Regions from separate parts of the Homo sapiens genome. Here regions 1 and 2 are each linked to region 3. The links are chromatin loops, found by intact Hi-C in ENCODE. Cell type or tissue: PC-3. All regions are shown on one strand.

Region 1 (8,000 bases), 150 kb before region 3:
AAAAACAAGAAATGGGCCAGTCACAGTCGTCATAGTAAAAGTCCTAAGGTAAAAAGAGCACAGGAAGAAATCATCAGGGTTTCTGAAGTGAAATGAAGAGGGTTATCAAAACTGGCCCAGGACTATGCAGGAAACAAAAAAGCAACACTCTTGAGGGAAAGTGAGACCCACCAGGGAAGCAAAGTGAGGGTTGGTGGGATGTCACCTGAGAGTCCCGCCATGGAGGCAAGGGATGGTCACCAAAGAGGAGAGCCAAGTGGAGCCTTTCTCCTGTCTGGCTCTTGGCGACTTCCCAGGGTCCAGACCACGGGAAGGACGTCTGGGGCAAAGTCATGTAGCCATGGAGAACACAGGCTCTCTGGTGAGAGCCCAGGCCCGCCTCCCCTAGTTGGAAGGCTGTCGTGCACACATGGGGCACGCTCCAGCCTCTACACCACCCTGTCACTGAATCCCCTCTGCGACCCTATGAAATAAGCACCAGGCCTACCCTCATTCTGCAGATGAGGAAACTGACACCCACAGGCATTGCTCAGCATGGCCAGCATCCCCTGCAGTCCCCAGGGGGCCCTGAGTTCAAGGCCAGGGCATATGGCAGAGTCTGCCCTGTGCACATCACGTCACCTCCCTGTGCTTCACAGGGAGCAAGAGGCTAACAAGTCACTTTAATGAAAACAAAACAAAACAAAAAACACCACAAGGCAGGTCTTAAGATTTTTTCGGTACATTTGCTTTGTATATTCATATGTTAGTCCCATGTCCACATTTTGCTTTTTCTACTTACAGAGAATTTACCCTCAAAATAGAGAGTAAATAGAAAGTTGCTGCTTTTTCTAGAATAAAATAGTCATCTATTGAATGTTAATGATTAGTTCTAGAATCACACTGACCTATCTCATTCTTTAGCCTGCTATAAAAATTTTCAGATTGAGAAAATCATTCATAGACATGACAATTTTGGACATACTGAGAACCAGTGGAAGTTTTCAAGCATTGTTGAAGACTTTGCTTTAAGAGCATTGTGATTCTAAGGGCTTTGAACACTTGGCACTGGTGGCTTATTTTGACTTCCAGCGTGGTGAGTCCCCTTTACCCTGCAAAGGTAGTAAATTCCTGGCTGAAAAAGTGCCCTGAGTATCCCTTTTCCCTCTCTGAGTCAAGAAACTCCTGAACATTTTCTCCATTTTTAATAAATGACATATATATTCTATCTTATGGCCAGAAAAAAATACAAAGGGACACTGATTTGTTAGGAGAATCAACTCTATGCCATCCAGGATGCATATATGATTGAAAAATGAGCAGAAATATCTGCTGCAAAATAGTAATAACAGAAAGCATGAGACAGTCAGAGAACCAGGCAAAGATGGAATCATCAACTTAACCAGCCAGCAAAGCTAGCTGTCCCTGATCTGGGAGTCAGATGTGTCAAACTGTGAACACGTCCGGGTCATCTGCGTCCTCATTCAGTTCCCCAGGATGCCAGGCCGCTGCCTGCCACACATGCAAAGGCTCAGGAAAAGTGTGTGCTGGTGCCGTTCTACATAGAGAGTGAAAATTCACGGGAGCAAACTCTTTTTGAAATAAATTGCATCTTCAGATATCATTTTTTCCCTTAAGGCCCATTTAGCCTCCACCATGCTGTGCTAAGCTGCGTCCTCAGACAGAGATGGGCTGAATGATTTAATCATCCTCTGTCTGCCTCTAAGGATGATACCACTGAATTGGTATGTTTGATGTCTACATTTCAAAATCACTGGGTATTAATTAGTTATCATCTGTTACTTTTGAGACTTCTCTTAAACTTAACTGGGCCTTTTATGGCTTGGCAGAACATCTTGTGAATGGGACATAGGGCGATTGTGAGATCAGTACTACTGTTAATAACATTACGTGGTACCTAGAGGTTCTCTCAACTAAAAATCAACCTTGAAAACAGTGTTCAGAAGTCACCAAGCCTGCAAAACTTCTACTAGGTGACCAATGTGCAGTCAACATGCCTGTGCTCACAACAGCCCCTCTCACCTGTGACCACCACCTCATGCTACCTCTTCCCTTGTCACCTAGTGAAAGAAGACAAGTGTGGGAGGAAAAAGAGTGCCCAATGTCTTCTCAATATTAAGTCAGAGGAATGCTAATATTTTCCTTTTCCAAAATGCGAATAAAAACAAAAAACCCCGAAGAATATAATATTGGCAACTCTCTTTGCCTTAGCACCCAATTCTCATCGGCTCCATCAGCAGAATTTAGGCCTTGAGTTCGTGACTACTTATCTCCCTGGCTATAGTTTGAATGTCTTGTTTTTGCAACTGAGCAACATTATGAACATTTAGTAGCCATTGCCCAAAGAATCTAAAAGCCTAGAATTCCTAGCCAAGACTTCAAGAACTCTGTCATGTGATAAGGAAAGATGGACTCAGATAATCACCCAAGTCTTCTGCCCTTCTGGGACTTTTCTCATTCAACTCTCTCCCTGACACCAGGCACGTCACTACTCTGCATCTAAACAAGAATCTCTAAAGGTGGAAAGTGAAGTGAAAAAGTAGGCAACTCACCTGATTCTTCATGTTGTCCCACTTCATCAAATTGCTGAACTTTCTGTTCTGCCTTGGCCAGGTAGATTTTTGTTGACTGAAGGTAAAATAATGATGCTTTTGCCCAAGTAACCTTTGCAAGACTTACAGGTTCAGTGGCTAAAGCCACCCTGAAATCAATATACTAACTGTCTGTTTACTGGAAGGGTTTACTTATTCAACAAGAGATACGTCATCACAGGCCTGAAAAATCGATGTGTTCTCCTGGCAATCCTCTCTAAACCTGCAGCACCTAGATAACAACTGGAGATCCATTGCTCAGCTGGAGTGCAGGACTTTTTCCTTTGCTACTTTATAATCATGAAATAGAAAATTGCTTTTGGGAAATTTCTGCCAGAGTACTGAAAAGTTTCCACTATGTTAGGAATAAACAATAACAAAACAGTTTCTTCCTTTCTTGTGGAGGAAAATGAACACTGCATTTTGAAATTTCTTCTGGGAGAGGCACATCACCGTCACTGAGAGATCTACTCACTGCCGCACTCTCCATTCCATTCCTTCAACCCAGAAAGTGCCTCCAAGTGAATAATTTGATGTGTGAAACCATCTCTTCTTAAAAGCCAATGCTTGCAAGTAAATCCCAGCCAGAATAGCTTATTACAAATGGTATGATATGGAAAATGAACACTCTTGGAGGGCCACACTGTTTCTTAAGTTTGTCTCTTTTTGTAAAAGCTGTTTCACACCCTAAAGAGGTTAAGTGTATGCCTTCATTTAAATCATAGAAATGAGTCTTACAAATCTATGTAAGGGAATTACTACAGCTTGCCATAGGCATTGCTAACTGACCCAACTGCTAAATCAAGTTGCCTTCTCCTTTCATTTTTTTTCTGCAAGTATTTATAGGTCTGGAAAATTTACAGAAGTTGATGACACAACGTTGAAAAGTCATACTTCTCATTTCTAAAGTAAATATTTTCAAGGCTCACAAATTCACTGCCCTGTATCTTATGGAATGGGCAGTTATAACACATACAGAAGAGACTTGAGTCTAAAAACTACTTCATAACAAAAAAGAAACCTGGGAAAGGAACCAAAACAGAGCAGAAATACACAGAAATATACAGAAATTGTGAGGGACATTAAGCATTAGTAACAGAAGTATAACAAATTTTGAGGAATACTTTATTTAGCCTTTGATTCACAAATAGAACTAAAAGTGATGGGGCATCCATAGCTAAAAAACCCAATGACGTCTTGAAGGAGGAATAAGTAACCTTGACCTGCATGTTGAGAGACAGTGCTGTGTAGCAGGAGAGCACCCAGTGCCCACTGATCACCAGCCTGGTGATTACGGACAACAGCAGAATCGCTCTGAGCCTGGGTCCCTCACCTCCCAATCTGGAAAGCTATCCCAATCCTGTGGGGTTGTAGGAGGCTGAGAGAGAAGAATGTTAAGGCATTGTGTAAACTATGAGGTGCTGTACAAATGCGAGGTGTTGTTATTATTATGACATCAATGTTTTAGCATCTAAATTATAGGGACAGCACACTTATTACCAGCATGTTTAAATACATATCTTGCATACATTTAGATTTGTTTTTAATTTTACAGATGTTTTCAGCTGGAAGGAGTCTGACGATCGTCTAGTTTAGCTGTTTTATGGAAGGTGAAACTGAGAGGGGAGACTCTAACCTGTTTTCTCTCCCCATTATAACTAACAACAAATTACAGAAAAAAATATGTTAAGCCGCGTACTAAGAAAAACTCCCTTAACAACACCACTTTTCAGGGAGCAATACATGTGTATGCATACTTGTATAACCATGAATACTGAGTGTGTTTGGTACTTTCTAACTTTTGAAAATTATATAGTATATTTTTACAGTCATTTGACAAAGTTTTTCATCTGCAGTCCTTTGCAAAGTTTCATTTCCAGTTATTTATAAAAATTTTTCTTTCTCTGTGAAGGCTAATTCATAACAGCTTGTAAAAAAGAAGGAGCGAGGAAGAGAAAGAAGGAAGGGAAGAAGAAAGAAAGCAAGGAAGGAAGAAGAAAGGGGAGTAAGAAAGAAAACAGGGCAATACACTATTCTCACTCATAAATGTCACCAGAAATTAAAAAAATCAAGAAACATCTATAAGGATAAGGTTTCTGATTCTCTATTAACATTGTAGCAAATTGAAGCCAAGAAAAAGTTCTATAGTGCACTCTATTTAAAAGCCTCTCAAAATTAGTACATTAAAAAACAACAGGTGACACAATAATTCTCCAATGACCACTTTTTTTTTGTTTTTTGACTGAGTCTTGCTCTGTCGCCTAGGCTGGAGTGTAGTGGTGTGATCTCAGCTCACTGCAACCCCTGCCTTCCAGGTTTAAGTGATTCTCCTGCCTCAGCCTCCTGAGTAGCTGGGACTACAGGCACGTGCCACCGCACCCAGCTGTTTTTTTTGTATTTTTAGTAGAGGCGGGTTTCACCATGTTGGTCAGGCAAGTCTCAAACTCCTGACCTTGTGATCCGCCCGCCTCGGCCTCTGAAAGTGCTGAGATTACAGGCATGAGCCACTGAGCCCAGCCAACCATCTTTTGTTTATCTGTCATATGTTTGGACTTAATCAAAAGTGGATGACATCTGACATTGGGGTTCCAGGGTTTTTGTTACCTATAAACAGATAATTGCTTAACTTTCTAATAATATATTAAAATATACTTTATTTTAAAAATCTAGTTGGAGCCATTAGATCTTGCAAGTTAGCACTAGAACAAACTTAAAATAGTTTGTCTAGTTTATCTTGTTCGGCACAATTTGAAGCATTTACAATGGCTTACAGTGTATGAGAATGAACTAGGAGATAATTTTGTAAGTGAATAGAAACCATTGTAATAAAATCTCCTGAAAGCTTTCAGGTATTCAATGATTGCTGGTAAATAAACAAAACCAGGTTTTTGAAATTAAAAAAATGTTTTTGAAAAAGTTTCTAAAATTTGGTATACAATGATCAGAAAATCTCAGGACACCTTTGCCTGTCCTTAAGGACCTGCACAAATTCACTAAGTGGTTTGTTTTTATTCCAGCACTAAAATAATGGATAATTTGAGTATCAGCAGAGACACTAAAACATGCACAGTTTTTCACATACAAATGCCAGTTTGTCTTATCAGAGAGACTATGTGCAATGCATCAATTTTATCCAAAACCTGGAGTAAAGGAAAGAAATTTTAGCAAAGGGTTGTAATGACATCATAAGTAAAACGATAGGACTGCTAAAACAATCATGACGTCATCTGCTGTGCACTGGCCTGCAAGCATGTAGTGGTAAAATCGTCAGATATCACATTTCTGCTTATAAAATAAAATCCTTCATGAATGCTCTTAAAACAACTGCAAAGCAAGCAGTGGTCTTTACCTCCATATGTGTGTGTGTGTGTATATATATATATATATATATATATATATATATATTTTTTTTTTTTTTTTTACATAAAGGCATGAATATACAAGGTAATGTCAGCAGCTGTACTCCACTCTTTATTTGTTGCAAATCTACCTATTTGTTTCCAAAGGATGTCTGCAAATAAATAGGTAACATTGTACAGCTTTCAACAGTGGATCAGAACATAGATGTCTCTTCTAATTCACAAGTACCAATGGCTCAATTAATTTAAGGGACATTTTCTGAGTTGTGTGATTTCACATGTATTTATCGTGTCTAGAACTGTGCAAACTTTTGTTTCATTTCTCTCTTAGATTTCTGTAGGAAGAGTTAAAGGATGTGAAGTAGTCATTTTACTTATTCATAACACATTTTAGGGAAAATTGTGCTGTTGCTGTTGGGGAGAAAGTTAAAGCTATCAACTATAACCTGGACTCCAGTCCAATTTTTCACATCTGGTTGCTACTTTTAAAAAGGATCATTTTAATTTTTAAATGCAGAATGTGTTGCACTTTATCTTTGACATTCCAGGTTTCCTCATGGTCATTTAGAAAAATAAAGCAGGAAATTCTAATGCCTTAGCATCTACTTTAATAAGATGTTTGCATTTATAAAAATAACAAGAAACTGAGGGTTTTGCTGAAGGAGCACAGGGCCTACAAGTATTTCCTCATTCCTGTCCCTGTGCCTGGAGGCCCAGCTAAGCATTCTGTTTCTGAGAAACTCCCCTTGTCACAGAGGCTGAATTAGTCAGTCCCTCTTTTGGGCTCCCACTGAAATCCCAAATCACATCTGTTATAAAACATTGCATTACAGGGAGTGATCTTGTATGTGTCTCTCTTTCTCAGCCCTTCCAAAAGGTAAGTCGGTCCTCAGAGGACAAGTGCAGTTATTTTGTTCCCTTGGTGTATCTAGATCCCAGCATGCGATGTGCCTGGAGTATATCAGCAGTTCTCAAAATCTGGCATGCATCAGTCAGAATCTCCCTGAGGACTTGTGTGCACAGACCGGGGCCTGCCCTTCCAGTGTCTTACTCAGAGGCCAGGGTGGGGTCCAAGAGTGTGCATCTCCAACAGGTTCTCAGGTGCTGCTGCCATGCTGGGCCCGCTGAAAGCCACTGCAGAAAGCTTTTTTTTTTCCCTTTTTTTTTTTGGCAGTTAAAGAGAGGTTTTCTTTAGTTAAAACCTGGGAGGCACTCCTGGTGAATTTTGGTCAAGAGCGCTTTCTCTTACAGACTAGGAGTATATATTGGTTTTAGGGTGAGGGAGATTATCAGAATTTTGGAATGTTCCTGTTTGAGGGAGAAGTTTTATGGCAGGGTTGGAATATCTCTGGGAGGAGGCAAGTTTATCTTGGGGCAGGCATCTTTCCGGCCAGAGAGAGGTTATCCCGAGACTGGCATCTTCCCTGCTGGAGGGGGGTTATCTCGGGACTAGCATGTCTCTGGTCGAGGAGGAGTTTCGAATGTTTCCGGTTGGAGATGTTATTTGTGGTTTATGGTCATGCTGACCTTAGCCATTAGGCTGATGCAGTTTGAATTTAGGCAGTTTTTTATTAAGGTGAACTTTAGAATGAGGGGCTTGTCCAAGATGGCGATGCTCCTGCTCTGTCGAGCCAGACCCTATAGTTATAAAAAGGAGGAGGGGTGGAGTGTTCTTTCTGGCTATTTCCTCACTGCAGGAAACTTTTAATGGACTAACTTGTGAAATAAAATGTGACTCTGGAACTGATTTACTAATGAAATATGCAACTGTTTCTGGATCTCGAAGGAGCTCATGAGATGAGTAAGAAATGGGGGTCTGAGAGCAAAGACAAGATTTCTTTCGTTACGAGCTACATACAACATGTAATCCACTCCTCAGAATTGCCAAGGGAGCTTTAAGAAATGTGTGTGTGCCAGGCTCCATTCCCCAGAAATACTGATTGTCCTGGTCTGGGGCACAGTAAGGCACCCTCTTTTTCAAAAGCCCCTCAGCTGGTTAGAAAGCATGGTCAAGGTTCAAAAGCTACTGCTTTAAGAAAAAAGAAAAAAA
Region 2 (8,000 bases), 82 kb before region 3:
GGAGGGGCATGCATGCTCCCCTGGGCTCTTCTGTAAAGGCACTAGCCTCATCCATGAATGCTGCACCGTCATGGCCTGATCACCCCCAAAGCCCTGCCTGTTAATACTAGTACATTGGGGATTAGGTTTCAACATAAGAATTTGAAGGGGACACAAACGCTCAGACCATAGATCCATTTAATAACTTTTAGTAAATTTTAACCAACCTCACAACCCAGTTTTAGGACATTAATAAAATGTTCATCATTGCCAAATATCCTGAGTGACTTTCAACCAAAACCACTAAGCTAAGCCACTCCCAAACCCTCAAACCAAAGAAATCATGAGATGATGAGTGTTTGTTGTTTTGTGTCTAAATATTGGAGTGATTTTTATGCAACAATAGACAGAATATAGATCACCACTCTTTTCTAGCTCTTCTATTTATGCTTGCAGACAGACTTCAGTATCATTTAATTGTTCCCCACCCAAAATATCATTGTTACTTTAAGTCAAGAATTTTCTGTAGCATATTGATGTACTTGTCAGGGTTCTCCAGAGAAACAGGATTTGTATTTATTTACTTATTATAAGGAATTGGCATGTGATTGTGGAGGCCAAGAAGTCCCAAGATCCGCAGTTGGCAAGGTGGAGACCCAGGAAGCCAAAACCCTGAGAACCAGGCGAGCGAATCTCCTAAGTTCTAGACCAATTCCGAGTCTGAAGGCAAGTGAAGACCAAGAGCACAAATTCTCTCTTACTCAGACTTAGACTTTTTCTTCTATTTAGGCCTTTGATAGATTGGATGAGGTCCACCCACAGTGGGCAGGGCAAGGTACTTTATTCAGCCTACCAATTCAAATGCTAATCTCATCCAGAAAAACTCTTATGGACACATTTAAAATAATGTTTCACCAAATATCTGGGCACCCCATGGCTCAGTCAAGTTGATACATGAAATTAATCATCACATATGGTAAGAGCACAAGCTTTGTAAACAAAGTGAACAGGATTCAAATTCCTGCTCTGCCATTTATCAGCTGTGAGGCCTTAGTAGTTATCCTAATTTGCCTTACAGAAAATGTTTTATTAAAAACAAACTTTAGCTGTATTCATATTGTGATGGACTCTAACTCCCAGCCTGACATGTGAATTATTGGTGTTCTGGTTACACCTGGAGCCCTGTTGTCCTCAGAATTCTGGCAAAGTCTATGATCCTTGGCAGAAATGTGTTGCCTCTTTGGAAACACCAGGTTCCAACACTTTGGAAACTCTTTATGCTTACCCTTGACTTACTTCCTGATAAATACATGGGAATGATTTCCAGATTAGCGCATGGCTTCCAAAGACAATATGAACACCCTGCCAAAACTGCTGCCCAATGCCTTTAAAGGTTGCTTTTCAGTTTGAGATTAATTTTTTATGTAACAATAGACAACTAATATAGGTCACCACTCTTTTTTCCCCCTATCTAATTTTTTATTATACTTTAAGTTCTAGGGTACATGTGTACAATGTGCAGGTTTGTTACATATGTATACATGTGCCATGTTGGTGTGCTGCACCCAGTAACATGACTAAAACACCAAAAGCAATGACAACAGAAGCCAAAATTGACAAATGGGATCTAATTAAACTAAAGAGCTTCTGCACAGCAAAAGAAACTATCGTCAAAGTGAACAAGCAACCTACAGAATGGGAGAAAATTTTTACAATCTACCCATCTGACAAAGGGCTAATATCCAGAATCCACAAAGAACTTAAACAAATTTACAAGAAAAAATCAAACAACCCCATCAAAAAGTGGGCAAAGGATATGAACAGACACTTCTCACAAGAAGACATTTATGCAGCCAAAAGACACATGAAAAGATGCTCATCATCACTGGCCATCAGAGAAATGCAAATCAAAACCACAATGAGATACCATCTCACACCAGTTAGAATGGCAATCATTAAAAAGTCAGGAAACAACAGGTGCTGGAGAGGATGTGGAGAAATAGGAACACTTTTACACTGTTGGTGGAATTGTAAACTAGTTCAACCATTGTGGAAGACAGTGTGGTGATTCCTCAAGGATCTAGAACTAGAAATACCATTTGACCCAGCCATCCCGTTACAGGGTATATATCCAAAGGATTGTAAATCATGCTGCTATAAAGACACATGCACACGTATGTTTATTGCGGCACTATTCACAATAGCAAACACTCTTTTCTAACTCTTCTATGTATGCTTACAGATAAACTTTAGAATCACTTAATTACTCCTCACCCAAAATATCATTGTTATTTTAAATCAAGAAATCTCTGCAGAGTATTGATGTATTAGTCAGGGGTTCTCCAAAGAAACAGAACCAATAGGATATGTATTAGCAGGATATGGATTAGGATCCTGCTGCTAATTAGGGTGTGGATAAGCTATAGAGAAGAGAATAAAATTATTTATTTATTTTTCCTTCTGATCCTTTTGCAATGAGTTTCCCTTCTTAGAGCTTGAGGCTGGTAAGGATTATTTTTTTTAACCTCACTTTCGAGCTGGTGGAAACGTGACAATGGCGGCATATATTTGCCAAGATGTGGGTGGTTTGTATGTGTTGTCGGCCCCAGCTCTGAGCCCAGGACAAAGAGCAACACCAGGCTAACAACCCAAGTGCTCACTACCCAGGCATTGCCTGGCTACATGGCCTCAGGGATGCAAAACTTTCAAAAGTTTTATAGCTTGGAGTTTGTTGCTTACTTTTTTTTTTTTTTTTTTTTTGAGAAGGAGTCTCACTCTGTCACCCAGGCTGGAGGGCAGTGTTGTGATCTGGGTTCACTGCAACCTCCCCTCCCAGGTTCAAGCAATTCTCCTGCCTCAGCCTCTGGAGAGCTGGGATTACAGGCGCACCCCCACCGCACCTGGCTAATTTTTGTGTTTTTAGTAGACGGGGTTTCACTGCATTGACCAGGCTGGTCTCAAATTCCTGACTTCAGGTGATCCACCCACCTCGGCCTCCCAAAGTGCTGGTATTATAGGCATGAGCCACCATGCCCAGCCTGCTTACACTTTTAAAATAAAGCTTTCTATTTTCATATTTATATTCAAGTGTCATAAATGATTTATGGTGAGGGTGAAATGACTCATCAGAGATGACAATGATTATGAAATGAGCATAACAAACATGAAGGGTCTCAATTTGAGGCTGCCGTGTTATTACCTGATGTGGGCTGGTCTCTAAGGGCAGAAATGCCTCCGAATAGAAGGAAAGAAAATTTAACTCCTTGTTGCTACTAGTAGAAGAAATTAAGAATTAGCAAATATTGGGCTTTCAAAATTATTGTTTTCCAAATTTTAGAGGTGGGTGTGTGTGGGCAGGAGAGTGTGTAATACATAAACATCTAGACATGAATTTGTATATAAAGAATTGTAACTTTCTTGTTTTCTTTTCTTCCTTCCCTCCCTCCCTCTGTCCTCTCTCTTTCTATTTTAAACACTAACTCAATTTCCTTTTTAACTCCATCTTGCTATTTGACAGAAACCTAATTTGGATTTGTGTCTCACTTCAATTCCCGGTGTTTCGCAGATAGTCAGGGGCTTGCATAGAAGCAGCACAGATCATGGTCATCGTGATGCTGGGTGGGTGGGGGTCATCTGTGTAGGCAGGTCCTTGACTTTACCCATCCACTCTGACAATGGCTGAAAATCCATTTAGTCCTTGGTCCTAGGCTCCTGAGGGTGGCTTGCTGCTGAATCACACTTTGTTTCAGTATTGTTAGGGTCAAGGAGGATTTCGTTCTGCTTCAGTACCATTCTCAGGCCCCTGGAGTCAGTTGCTTCCTGGACCATGGTGGGAAGGGAGCCCTGTATGACTATTACAGCCATTGTGACTAATCACATCCATATATACTTTTGGGCTAGTTCTTGCTACCTCCCTTGGCTCCACCTACTTAAGGGGCATAATTCCCCCTTGCAATTGGACATCCTCAGACAATGTGACACTTCTCCCCACCAACTGCCTGAGTCATCATTTTCTCAGGAGTCCACCGATACTGCCTGCATTGTCTTCATTTCCTTTCCAACTCTGTGCCATCCCCCTGAAGAGGAAAGCCTTTCTCTGGGTTGGCCAATGAGGAAACTGCGATTTCTCATCACAGCTTCTAAATGGGTTGCTACTATGTTTTATGAGACTTTCCTTTTACTCAGAGACTAGACTTAAAAAAAAAACAAAAAAACAAGGACAGGCTGTTGCTTTTCCCCCAATCATGTATCATCTGCTTCTTCAAGCAAATCAGCCTAGATTATCCTGACTGCTTCCCACAGGCAGAGGAAGGCGAGTGGGAATGGGAATGCAGGGGAAAGTCATGCCTCCTGCGTGGAAGCCAGCTTTGGAGGCTGGAGGTGTCATATAGGGCGCTAAATCAAGGTCAATCGCCTTTCATTCCTTCAAATACAATGATGGAAATTGTGGTCAAGGAACTGTCGTTTCCATGTGATTCTCCTGCTTTATCTCTTTGTTATGCCAGGATGCTGGGTACTGTGGCCCTCCCTGTCGCTTATGACGCTCCTCCACCTTGGCTTCTTTGAAGGCATTCTCCCCTCTGGCAGGACCTTCACTTTCCAGGCTGTTCTCAGCATCCCCCCTTCTCATTTCTCCTGAAGTGCTGAGGGTCCCCAGGCCTCACCCTGTACCCTCTTCCTGGATGTCCTCATCCCGGCCTGGCACTGCTGTTTCGTGACTTCTGGTGATCTCTTCCAGCTGATAAGCAATAAGGAAGGATTGGTGGAGTTGACTGTTAGCATCTTTTCACATCTAATGAAATAATAGGTTGGGCCCTTACCACCAGTGTCTGCTAATGTCAGAAAGGTGAGGCTAGCGGGCTTCTGTGCCTAGTGCTGGAAGTGCTGGCATCGCATGAGGGCAGGCATCCCTCAGCATCTGCAGGCACTGCTTTCAGGGCCCCCGTGGGTGCCAAAATCTACAGATGCTCAAGCTCCTGATAAAAAATGGCTTCGTATTAGTATGTAGCCTACATACATTCTCCCATATGATTTAAATCACCTCTATATTACTTATAATATCTAATACAATGTAAATGTTATGTAATAGTTACAATATTTTATTGTTTAAGAAATAATGACAAGAAAAAAGAAGTCTATACATGTTCAGTACAGACACGATTTTCTAAAAACTATTTTCTATCTGCAGTTGCTTGAATCCATGAGTGCAGGACACACAGATATGGGGGGTTTGTTGTATTTTATTGCTAAAAATTTGAACGTGGATGTGATAAAATATCTAGATTGAATTACCAGTTAACAGGAAATATAGGAGACAGGGCATCATTGGGATACAATCAGCAAAATGTAGACTATATAAAATTCTACCAACAAACTACTCACTTTCTTCAACAAATAAATTGAGAAAGAGTAAGGGAAGAAGGGAGGTAAAAAAATGGAGAGAGAGAGAAAGATGGCAGGAGAAAGAAAGAGAGAGAGAAAGATTTTAGAGTCTGCAAAAACCTTAAGAGACATCCTGGTTTGAATTCTGATTCAGATTTTAAAAATACGTATTAGTCAATGGGAAAAATTTGTACATAACTGGATATTTGATAATATTAAGAAATTATTGCTAATATTTTGGTGTGATAGAGGTATTGTGTGTTTAAAAAAATCTTCATTCTTGAGACATTTATGGATGAAAAGATGTGATGTCTGCTATTTGCTTCAAAATAGTTAAGGTTGGGCATAGGTGAGGGCATAGGTAAAACCAGATTGGCAGTGGAATGACAATCTTGGAAGCTTGGTGATGGATACGTATAGGGTCCACTATCTTATTTTCCTAATCTCGGCATATGTTTAAATTTTTTAGAATAAACCAGCAAATAATGAAGCTAAACATCATCCATATCTGAGCTCCAGACCCATCTAACCATACACCAGGTAGTCACAGAGACGTCACTTCTATTTCCCACAGGCACCTCCAGGTCATTGATTCTAGATGCCTTTTCCTCTGCCTAGCGCCTGGCCTCTGTTTCCTCTGCTAATGGCACTGCTATTCCTCCAGCCATCCAGGCAGCACCCCAGGGCTTCATCTGAGTGGCTTCCCTCCTCCAGCCCCCACCACATCCCGTCAGTGTCCGCCTCCTCAGATTCCATCCCTCCCCTCACCCTTTTTTTTTTTTTTTGAGACTGAGTCTTACTCTGTCACTCGGGCTGGAGTGCAGTGGTGCAATCTCAGCTCACTGCAACCTCCGTCTCCTAGGTTCCAGTGGTTCTCCTCCCTCAGCCTCATGAGTAGCTGGGATTACAGGCACCCGCCATCATGCCCGGCTAATTTTTGTATTTTTAGTAGAGATGGGGTGTCTATGTTGCCCAGGCTGGTCTCAAACCCCTGACCTCAGGTGATCCGTCCACCTCGGTCTCCATAAGTGCTGGGATTACAGGCATGAGCCACCATGCCCAGTGATGCCATCCCCTTAATACCTCTCCTATCAACCTTGTCCTCCTCACTCCATGGTCATTGCACTAGCTCAGCCACTCACTGTTTCTCACTTGAGGTCCTGCAGAACCTCCAAACATTCCATACTTATTCTTCAAAACTTAGTTTTCAGGGTCATCTCCGCTAGGAACCTCTGCCGACCTCACCTTTAAGGGAGCTTTGCTCTGTGCCTGTGTGGCATCCTGCATGTCTGCTTCACTGGCTGCATCACCAGTCCTGCCATGTTCTCATTCTTTATAGCAAGAAAGAAAAGGAGAACTGACAAGGTGGGAGGAAGGGGCTTCCTCTGCCTGTCAGCATTTCCCCCACACCCCATCTCCTAGAAGAGCCCCATTTTCTGCCACAAAACCTGGCCTGCATGCAACCTCCTCCAGAAGCTCTCCTCATCCCGTCAGGCTGAGTTAGGCGAGTGCATTCCATGCCCCACTGCACGTTGTCCATCCCTGTAACACGACACAGGGGCATGGGCTTGTTAGCACCAGTTAGTGTTTAAATCATCAACACCAGGGGGTGAGCATTTTGAAAAGTGTTTTGGGATCCAACACTCAGTCCCTGCTCAATTTTTTTCATGCTCCTCTGCTGCAGGAACTGTTTTAGAAATTGGAGATAGAGCAGTAAACAAAACTGCTCCTTAGGGAGCTTGCATTTTACTGCATGGAGGCACATGCTGACCCCATGCAAGAGCTGACTGTGAAGCATGCTGAAATGTCATAAGCACTTCAGAGAAATGAGAGAAAATGAGTAGGGGAGAGGGAGGATGAAGAGGCGTCGTGACTTTTCAACTGTCAGAGAAGGCCACTTGAGAAGGCGACATCTAACACAGACTTGAGTGAGCTGATCCCTGTGCACTTGTGAGGGAAGAGAGCTGCAGGCAGAGGGTCCCCAGGGAGGGCAGGCCCCAACTTGGGGCCCGCTGGGGAGGGAGACGTCCAAAGGAGAGCAAGGAAGGCTGGGCGGCCAGCCGGGTGCCAGTGCAGCTAGAGCCAGAGATGAGCTCTGTGGGCTGACGGTGACCTCGATCCTGTGAGGCCTGTGGACCACGGGGGAGATTCAGGTCATATTTCTCATCTGTTTGGGAGCCTTTGCAATATTTTGAGCAAGGACCTCTCATCGTTGACTCACATTTTATAAGAACCATTGTTGGCTGCTGCCTGGAGAACAGATAGCAGAGGTAAAGAGTAGAACAGGGGCTGGGCGCGGTGGCCCACGCCCATAATCCCAACACTGGGAGGCCGAGGCAGGTGGATTACCTGAGGTTGGGATTTTGAAACCAGCCTGGCCAACATGGCGAAACCCCATCTCTACTAAAAATACAAAAATTAGTCAGGCATGGTGGCACGCGCCTGTAATCCCAGCTACTGGGGAGGCTGAGGCAGGAGAATCACTTGAGCCCAGGAGATGGAGGTGGCAGTGAGCCGAGATCGTGCCACTGCACTCCAGCCTGGAAGACAGGAGACAGAGTGAGACTCCGTCTCAAAAAAAAAAAAAAAGAGTAGAACTGAGCACCCAGTTGGCAGAGGCGCTGATGGCTCCAGGCAGG
Region 3 (8,000 bases):
CCTATGGAAATTGCGGGGTGAGGGGATTGAAACAAACACAGAGCTCATGCTGCCTGCTGTGCTGTGAGCAAAAAAAGTTGTCTATGACCTGGGAGTCTTGTATCTCCTGCCAGCATCCGTGAAAATGTGGCAGGCTAACCTGTTTGTCTGCAAGGAGAGTAAAATTTCAGACCTTTTGTCATTCTTGAAAGAGATATACTTGGCTTCATCTAGTGTTGCTACTATGTTTGCAATACAATCCCAAACCTAGATTCTGAGTTTAACAGTATCCTAGACAAGTACCAAGATATAATAGGCCTAAATTGCATAAGTTGGACAATGACCAAACAGCTCTCTTCATTCCCCCTCTGCCTAGGGTGTGGGCTTCACACTATTACCTCCCAAGTAGTCCAGGAGCCTCAGCTTCGATTTGGGGCAAAGAGTCTTGGCCTGTGTTTTTCTGCAGCAGAATAGTCCCTGGAGAGGAGGTTGTGCCAGTTCCCAAACACTGACCAGTGTAACTCAAAATGAAATACTCAATGGCTGATAAGTGATTTGTGTTGATGGTGCTCCCAAAATGGGTAGAATAATAACTCAGCACGGAGTTCTCTTCCATGCACTTCAAGAAATGTTCTTGATCAGCTTCCAACATTGAAGAATGAGGTGTCTCCATTTCCTCTTCCCTATAATCCTCATAGTCTCTGGCCCTGTTTTTTAAACAATCTTTCTCCTTAGGCTTTCATCTAGTCTCTTATACTGAGAAGAAGTGTTACTGTCCAACCATGCATCCAACTCACCACCCTTCGTTTTGGCTCTCATACAACAGACTCACTTCTTGGCCATGTGGCCTGGAGTAGCAGAGTCTGGATACACTGGGGTACATTTGAAAAGATTTAAAGAAAGTTTTTTCAACTTATTTTCCAGTCATATTTGTATTTCCAATCCAGCGTCTTCTTCCGACATTTGGAACCATCTATTCAGCTGTATGATGGACATCTTCACTTGGGTGCCCTCAGGAATCTAAAGCTCAAATGCAGGAGATGCAGCTCCCTGTGTTCACACTCAACACACTCCTCCCCACTTTGTGGACTCTAAACCAGTGATTGACATTCAGGCCTATTCAAAATAGATTGTGTGTCAGCTCTCACTGAAAGAGGGTGATTAGAAATGCTAATGTCAAGTTCCCTTTGAATCTTCTGAGTGCAAAAGGGAACTAAACAACAAATGTAGTACTTGGCTTTCAGAACTTTGTCTTAATGAATGAAAATGAAAGACACACACAGTGAATATTTTTCCACTTGGGAGGATTTATGTGTATTTTATTTATCTCAAGTTGCAACTAACAATTTTGATGGTTCTTATTGTAACTCTCCTCAGTGACTATAGTATAAGACAACTCCAATTTTTAGAGGGGAAAAAAAGATTTGCAGTAAGAAACATTGTGTTCACTGCCTCTTACCTCTACTTGTGACTCATACTTAACAACATTAAAAGTAATGTATATTTGCAGGTTTCAGGCAAGGAATAGACTCTATTAGGAATTCCATCCCAAAAATATATTAAGAAATATTTGTACTTATTTGAGTTCTTTCTGTGGATTCTTATTTTGAATATAATTAACATAGTGCAAGCTGAGAGGCCTGTTTGGCATTACTAACACTGGCTGATGGGTATCGTCATTGGTTCTGATAAGATAATTGTTTTAATAAAAAATTGTTTTAAAAAATAAAAGTGCAAAAAAAGTAACTATTTTGCTAACAAAACGTTGTGAATTTTAAAATGTCATATTAAGGTGTGCTGGCCTCAATGGAAGAGTAATAAAACAGCACGAAGTTTAGGGATACATTAGTCAGAAACTCCTTTGACCTTGCCCTTCAGGAACAAACTCATGTCACAGGAAAAAAAAGAGCAAAACGAATTGAATAAAAGCCAAATAACTTAGTCAAATTTTGGTGTTTTTCCTCTTTCCTACTGCTAGAAAAACCACCCTTAAAATTTTGCTAAAATGTAATTAAATAACAGTTGATACCTCTAAGGGAGGAGACCACCCCTCATATTGGCTTATGCCCAATTTCTGCCTCCAAAGAAAGAAGAAGTAAAAACTAAAAGGCAGAAATGAAATCCACAGGCAGACAGCCTGGCGCCGTGCCCTGGGCCTGGTTAAAGATTGACCCCTGACCTAACTGGTTATGTTATCTATAGATTCCAGACATTTTATGGAAAAGCACTGTGAAAATCCCTGTCCTGTTCTGTTCCGTTGTGATTGCCGGTGCATGCAGCCCCCAGTCACATACCCCCTGCTTGCTCAGTTGATCACGACCGTCTCACACAGACCCCCTTAGAGTTATAAGCCCTTAAAGGAGACAGGAATTGCTCACTTGGGGAGCTCGGTTTTTGGAGACGTGAGTCTTGCCGAAGCTCCTGGCCGAATAAAGCCCTTCCTTCTTTAACTCGGTGTCTGAGGGGTTTTGTCTGCTGCTTGTCCTGCTACACCTCTACCTACACTGAGATTTTTTTGCTGCACAGACCTTCAAGCTTCAGAAGTTTACAACAGTATTGGAATAAAAACACAAAAGATATGCCTCTGATGTCATTCTCAACACCAGAGCACCGTCTATTACATTGCTCTCCTGTCTTGTGTCTTATTCCCCAGTATTAAATCCCTTCATTTTTCTCTATGTAATCACTGAAGTGGTCTTTCTAAATGTGGAATTTACTGTATCACTTCTCTACTTATAAACTGCTGTGGCTCTTGATTAGTCATAAGTTAAAGAGCAACTTCTAAGTATGTCATTCAAAGTCATTCACAAGCAAGGCCTAACCTATTTCCAGCCTCATCTCCTGACCCCACCTCCCCCAACACCTGGGCTTCACCATATCCCACAGTTATGCTTTAGTGCCCAGCCTTCCCTGAATCTCCACACCCCCCATGTCAGTTCCGTGGCCCTGTGCTCTCTGGGCCTGGGCTCTGACCTCTCTTCCTCAACTACAGACTATCTATCGCTGAAGATCCTCTAAGGTTCTGCTCAAATGTTACCTCTCAGCCGGGCAGTCCCTCTCACCCCCAAGGAAGAGTAAATTGCTCCATCTCTTAGCCTCCCTTGAAACATTGCATTTCTACTAGCGGGGTGTACACATCACATAACATTGTTGAAATGTGTGAGTTGTCCGTACTATGATTTGTCTATCTCCTGGTATCTCCTAGAAGGAATTTTTGTTTCTCGCTCGCAGGGTGTAAATTTGTTTTTATATAAAAGTTGTGACCAAGTATCTTAATAGCATTTATTGAATATTACCAGACAGAGTTATTCAATCATTGTTCTCTCATTTATTAGGTCTATAATTTGGGTAAATTTCTTTATTTTTCTGAGTATCATGCTTACTCATCTCTATAAATAGAAATGCCAAGATAAATGGGCAAATGGGTGAATCTAGTGGGCCTGGGACTTGAGCAGAAATGACACTTTATGACTTCCAAGGCTAGGTCATAAAAAGTCAGAGTTTCCTCTTTTTCCTGTCTCTGAGGACACATGCCTTGGAAGCCCTTAGGTGACATATAAAAGATCAGCTACCCTGAAGCATGCTAGAGAGACCACATGGGGAGGCCACATAAAGATAGCGATATCCAAGAAGCCCTAGCTACTATAACCTGCAGCGGTTTGAATTTTCCAAGTATAACCCACCAAAAATATGAATGAGTGAGCCCTTAAGTTATTTCAGTTCTAACTTTTGAGTAACCCTAGTCGACATGGAATAAAGCAAGAGTGAACAGTCTCTTTGGCAGAAGTTCTGCCAAATTGCAGATTCATGAGCAGAATGAACATTGTCATAGAGCACTAAGTGTTGTGATTTTTAATACAATCCTCCAAAATTATTATTGCATATGTGTTTTATAATTGAGAGCAATTAATATGCTTCTTTAATTTTGAAATTCTTAGTTTAAAATTATATGATACTGGTAGACAATTTCCAGAATTTTGGCATAATAACCTACATGTACCCTCTCCCTAGTGAAACAACCTAATTGGTGAAACTGAGAAAAGAAACCCAAACATTTTAAATCTTTGGAACTTGTTCTATGGGCATACAGCATAAAAAGAAACATTTATTTAAGAAAATCTACCAAATTTTGCTAAGAACAGTGAAATTTGAGCTACTTCCTGTTCTTTCTTTCCCCATCCAGCTCAGCAAAATGACAGCTCTACTCTGCATAGATGCAGGCAAGATCAAAGCTCTTTCCCATCGGCCAAGAACATAGGCCTTGTATGACTGTTCCAAATAAAGTCAGTCCCTTAAGTATCTCCATGAGAAGTATCTCTATGAGAAGGGCAAGCTACCAGCTCAGTGCTACAGAGACTCTGTTTGAGGCAAGAACAATGAGAGGTCTGGGGCTTCCTTTCTCCACCCAGCTCCCACTCATACCCCAGGTATGGCAGGCCAAGAATACTGGGGCCCTAACTGCCCTCACCTGTAGCTTAGAAAGCCAAAGGTTCCTCACAAAAGGAGGCAAGTTGAGAAGACCAGAGGCTGCTGCCTCAATCCAGTGCCCTGCTTGCGAAGCAGGGGTGCCACTCAGAGAAGTAAGCCACTATCCTGGTCCCTACCTCCAGAGCAGCGACACAACGGTTTTGCCCAACTAGATACGTTGGTCCTAAGAGGAGAAAGCTCGAAAGCTCCACTTAAGGAACTGACTTTATTTGGAACAGAAAGTAAGGGAAATTCGAGCCTAAGGGCTTTCTGGGAAACAGTGGAGGTAAGCAGTGATTGTAAGTAATTAAGAGAGGGCTGGTAGTTCCATGACAGGAGCAAGCTGCACTACAAACAAGGTGGAACTTTGGCAGAGAAAACCAGGAAACAGACAGCTAAAAAGAGCCCTCCTGTGGTTGGAACAAACCTCAACAGTGGCCTCAAAGATAGGAAGCAATTTAGGCCCAAGGGCATCATCAAAAACAATGGAATAATCAGCTAGCAATTGATGGAAGCTATAATAATAGCTAGATATAATACTGAGACAAGCAGACAGCTTAACAGAATGACTGGGAAGGAGAAAGTCAAAAACAGCCCTGCTAAATTCACCATTATCCCTGGTGACTATGCACATGGCCAAGGCCACATCCTCTGAAGAGTGACTGAGAAATTGCACAGTACAAAAATATAGACTTTCTTAAATAGTTCAACAAGGTCACTAAACACATAAAAAAAAAAACAACAACTCTACTGGGGCGTGTGTGTGTGTGTGTGTGTGTGTGTGTGTGTGACTATTCACTGTTGCTACAATAGTGTATCTAAAATGATATTTTTAACAAAAAATCACAAGATTTGCAAAAGCAAAAAAGGAAATCAATCTATATACAAGAAAAAAAGCAGGCAACACCAACTGCCTTTGAGAGAGTTCTGTTTTAAAATTTAGCAGACAAAGACCTCAAAGAAGCTATTATAAATGTGCTCAAAGGGGCTGGGCATGGTGGCTCGTGCCTGTAATCCCAGTACTTTGGGAGGCCAAGGCAGGCGGATCATAAGGTCAGGAGTTTGAGATCAGTCTGGCCAAAATGGTGAAACCCCATCTCTACTAAAAATACAAAAATATTAGCCAGGCGTGGTGGCACATACCTGTAATCCCAGCTACTTGGGAGGCTGAGGCAGGAGAATTGCTTGAACCCAGGAGGCAGAGGTTGCAGTGAGCCGAGATCATGCCACTTCACTCCAGCCTGGGCAACAGAGCAAGACTCCATCTCAACAACAACAACAACAACAACAAAAATGTGCTAAAAGAACTAAGGTAAAAAAGGCAAAGGGGTAAAGGGAAAGGAAAAGGTAAAATAAAAATGAAAAGGTAGAGGGCATAATGACAATGTCTTATCACTGTGAAATAGAAAATATCATTTCTGTATCTCACAAGAATAAAGTTAGTATAAATCCCAAGGATATTCTGACAAGTTAAGATGTATGTGGTAAGCCCAGCATACATAAAATAATTAAATATATAATAAAAAGGAACTAAAAGTTGCATAAGTTCATTAAAGGAAATAAAAGTCACACTAGAAAAATATTTACTTAATGCAAAAAAGCGATAAATGAGAAAAAGTAGAATAAAAATGACACGAGAAATATAGAAAAAAGAAAGATAAAATGTAAGATATAAATACAGTTTTATCAATAATAAAAATAAATGTGAAAGGATTAATTATGCTGATCAAAAGCATAGATTGACAGTCCAGATATAGAAAGATCTGTCTTAGTTCATATGGGATACTATTACAAAATACCATAGACTGGGTGGCTTATAAACAACAGAAATTTCTCACAATTTTGGAGGCTTGATAGTCCAGGATGAAGCTGCCAGGAGATAGAGTGTCTGGTGATGGCTTGCTTCTTTATAGACAGCTGTCTTCTCATCATAACCTCATGTGATGGAAGGGAGAAGGAGTCTTTCTTCAGCCTCTTTATAAAAGAGTACTAATCCCATTTATGATGGCTTTACCCATGTAACATAATCACCTCCAAAAGACCCCAATTACTAATACTACCACCTTGGGAGTTAGGATTTCAACATAAGAATTCGTGGGGGGACAAAAACATTCAGATTATAGCAAAATCCACCTTTATGTTCACTACAGGAAATGCACTTCAGATTCAAAGATGCAATTAGGTTTAATTAATAACAATTTCATTTATTAATACAATAGCATCAAATAATCAAATACTTAGGAATAAATTTAACAAAAAAGTAAAAGACTTCTACATTCAATAATACAAAACATAACTGAAAGAAATCAAAGTCGATCTAAATAAATGGTAATCCATGTCATACTTACAGATTGGAAGACTTAATATGGTTAAAATGGCAATATTCCCCAATGTTCTCCAAATTGATCTACAGATTCACCACAATCCCTATGAAAATCACAGCTACATTTTTTGCATACATTGATAAGCTGATCCTGAAATTCATATGGAAATTTGATGGGCTCACAATATCTAAAATTATCATAAAAAAGATGGGGGTTGGAGAACTCGAACTTCTCAATTTTAACATTCAATAGAAAGCTATAGTAATGAGTACAGTATGGTATTAGCATAAGGATAAAAATAAATATCAGTGGAATAGAGTTTATAGTTCAGAAGTAAACTCTTACATTTATGGTCAATTAATTTTCAACAAGGATGCCAAGACAATTAAGTGGGGGAAAGAATAATCTTTTTAACAAATCTTTTTTAACAACCAGATATCTACATGTAAAAGAATAAAGTTTTCCCTCTTCCTCACACCATATAAAAATATTAACTCAGAATGGATCATAGATTCAAAAATGTAAAAAACAAAAGTATAAAACTCTTAGAAGAATATATAGAGGTAAATCTTTATAGTCTTGGCTTAGGCAAAGCCTTCTTAAATATGACAAGGAAAATACAAGTAACAAGAAAAAATAGATAAATTGAACTTTACCATAATGCAATTGAAAACTTTTGCTCTTCAAAAGATGTTAACAAGAAAGTGGAAACATAATCCAAAGAATGAGATAAAATATTTGCAAACCATGTATTGAATAACAGACCTATATTTGTAATATATAAAGAACTATTAAATTCAACAATAAAAGACAATCCAATTAAAAATGGACAGAGTTTAAATAGATATTTCTTTAAAGAAGACATACAAATGTTCACTAAGCACATGAAAAGATTCTGCATATAGTTAGTCATAAGGGAAATGCAAACAAAAACCACAGTGAGCTACCACTTCACGTTCACTGGGATGGCTATGATTTAAAAGAGGTAATATTTGTTGGTGAAGATGTGGAGAAATAGAAACCCTCATAGATTGCTGATGGGAGTGTTAAATGGTGCAGTTCCTTGGGAAAACAGTCTAGCAGTTTCTCAAAAGTCTAAACATATAGTATATGACCCAGCAATTCCACTTTTAGGTATATACCTAAGACAAATGAAAACACATATTCCTATAAAACCTTATAAAGAAATATTTATGCTTTTCCAGGTTTAATTGGCTATTTTTATATTCC

Evidence for each region. Hi-C counts contacts between places; a loop is a spot of excess contacts. Peaks named below come from ENCODE experiments on the same cell type or tissue, not always from the same donor. Only the 100,000 strongest peaks of a DNase experiment are listed, where the experiment ranks them.
Region 1: a loop joins it to region 3, with 3 times the contacts of the local background. A loop is called at or near these places in 6 of 110 quality-filtered maps.
Region 2: it touches region 3 in a loop (3-fold over the local background); 4 of 110 quality-filtered maps call a loop at or near these places.

Annotation. Positions count from the first base shown.
Region 1 is chr7:55,025,988-55,033,987 of GRCh38, reverse strand. The region is part of intron 1 of EGFR (epidermal growth factor receptor); the gene reads right to left. Among named protein-coding and RNA genes, the nearest start is that of EGFR, 11 kb to the right of the region's middle. In PC-3, no CTCF peak of the experiment used is centred here; a DNase peak (open chromatin) is centred at 3,457; H3K27ac peaks cover 1,843 bases.
Region 2 is chr7:54,956,626-54,964,625 of GRCh38, reverse strand. No RefSeq gene overlaps it. Among named protein-coding and RNA genes, the nearest start is that of EGFR, 58 kb to the left of the region's middle. In PC-3, no CTCF peak of the experiment used is centred here; DNase peaks (open chromatin) are centred at 265, 3,095 and 3,905; H3K27ac peaks cover 3,360 bases.
Region 3 is chr7:54,874,717-54,882,716 of GRCh38, reverse strand. No RefSeq gene overlaps it. Among named protein-coding and RNA genes, the nearest start is that of SEC61G-DT, 120 kb to the right of the region's middle. In PC-3, a CTCF peak has its summit at 4,854; no DNase peak of the experiment used is centred here.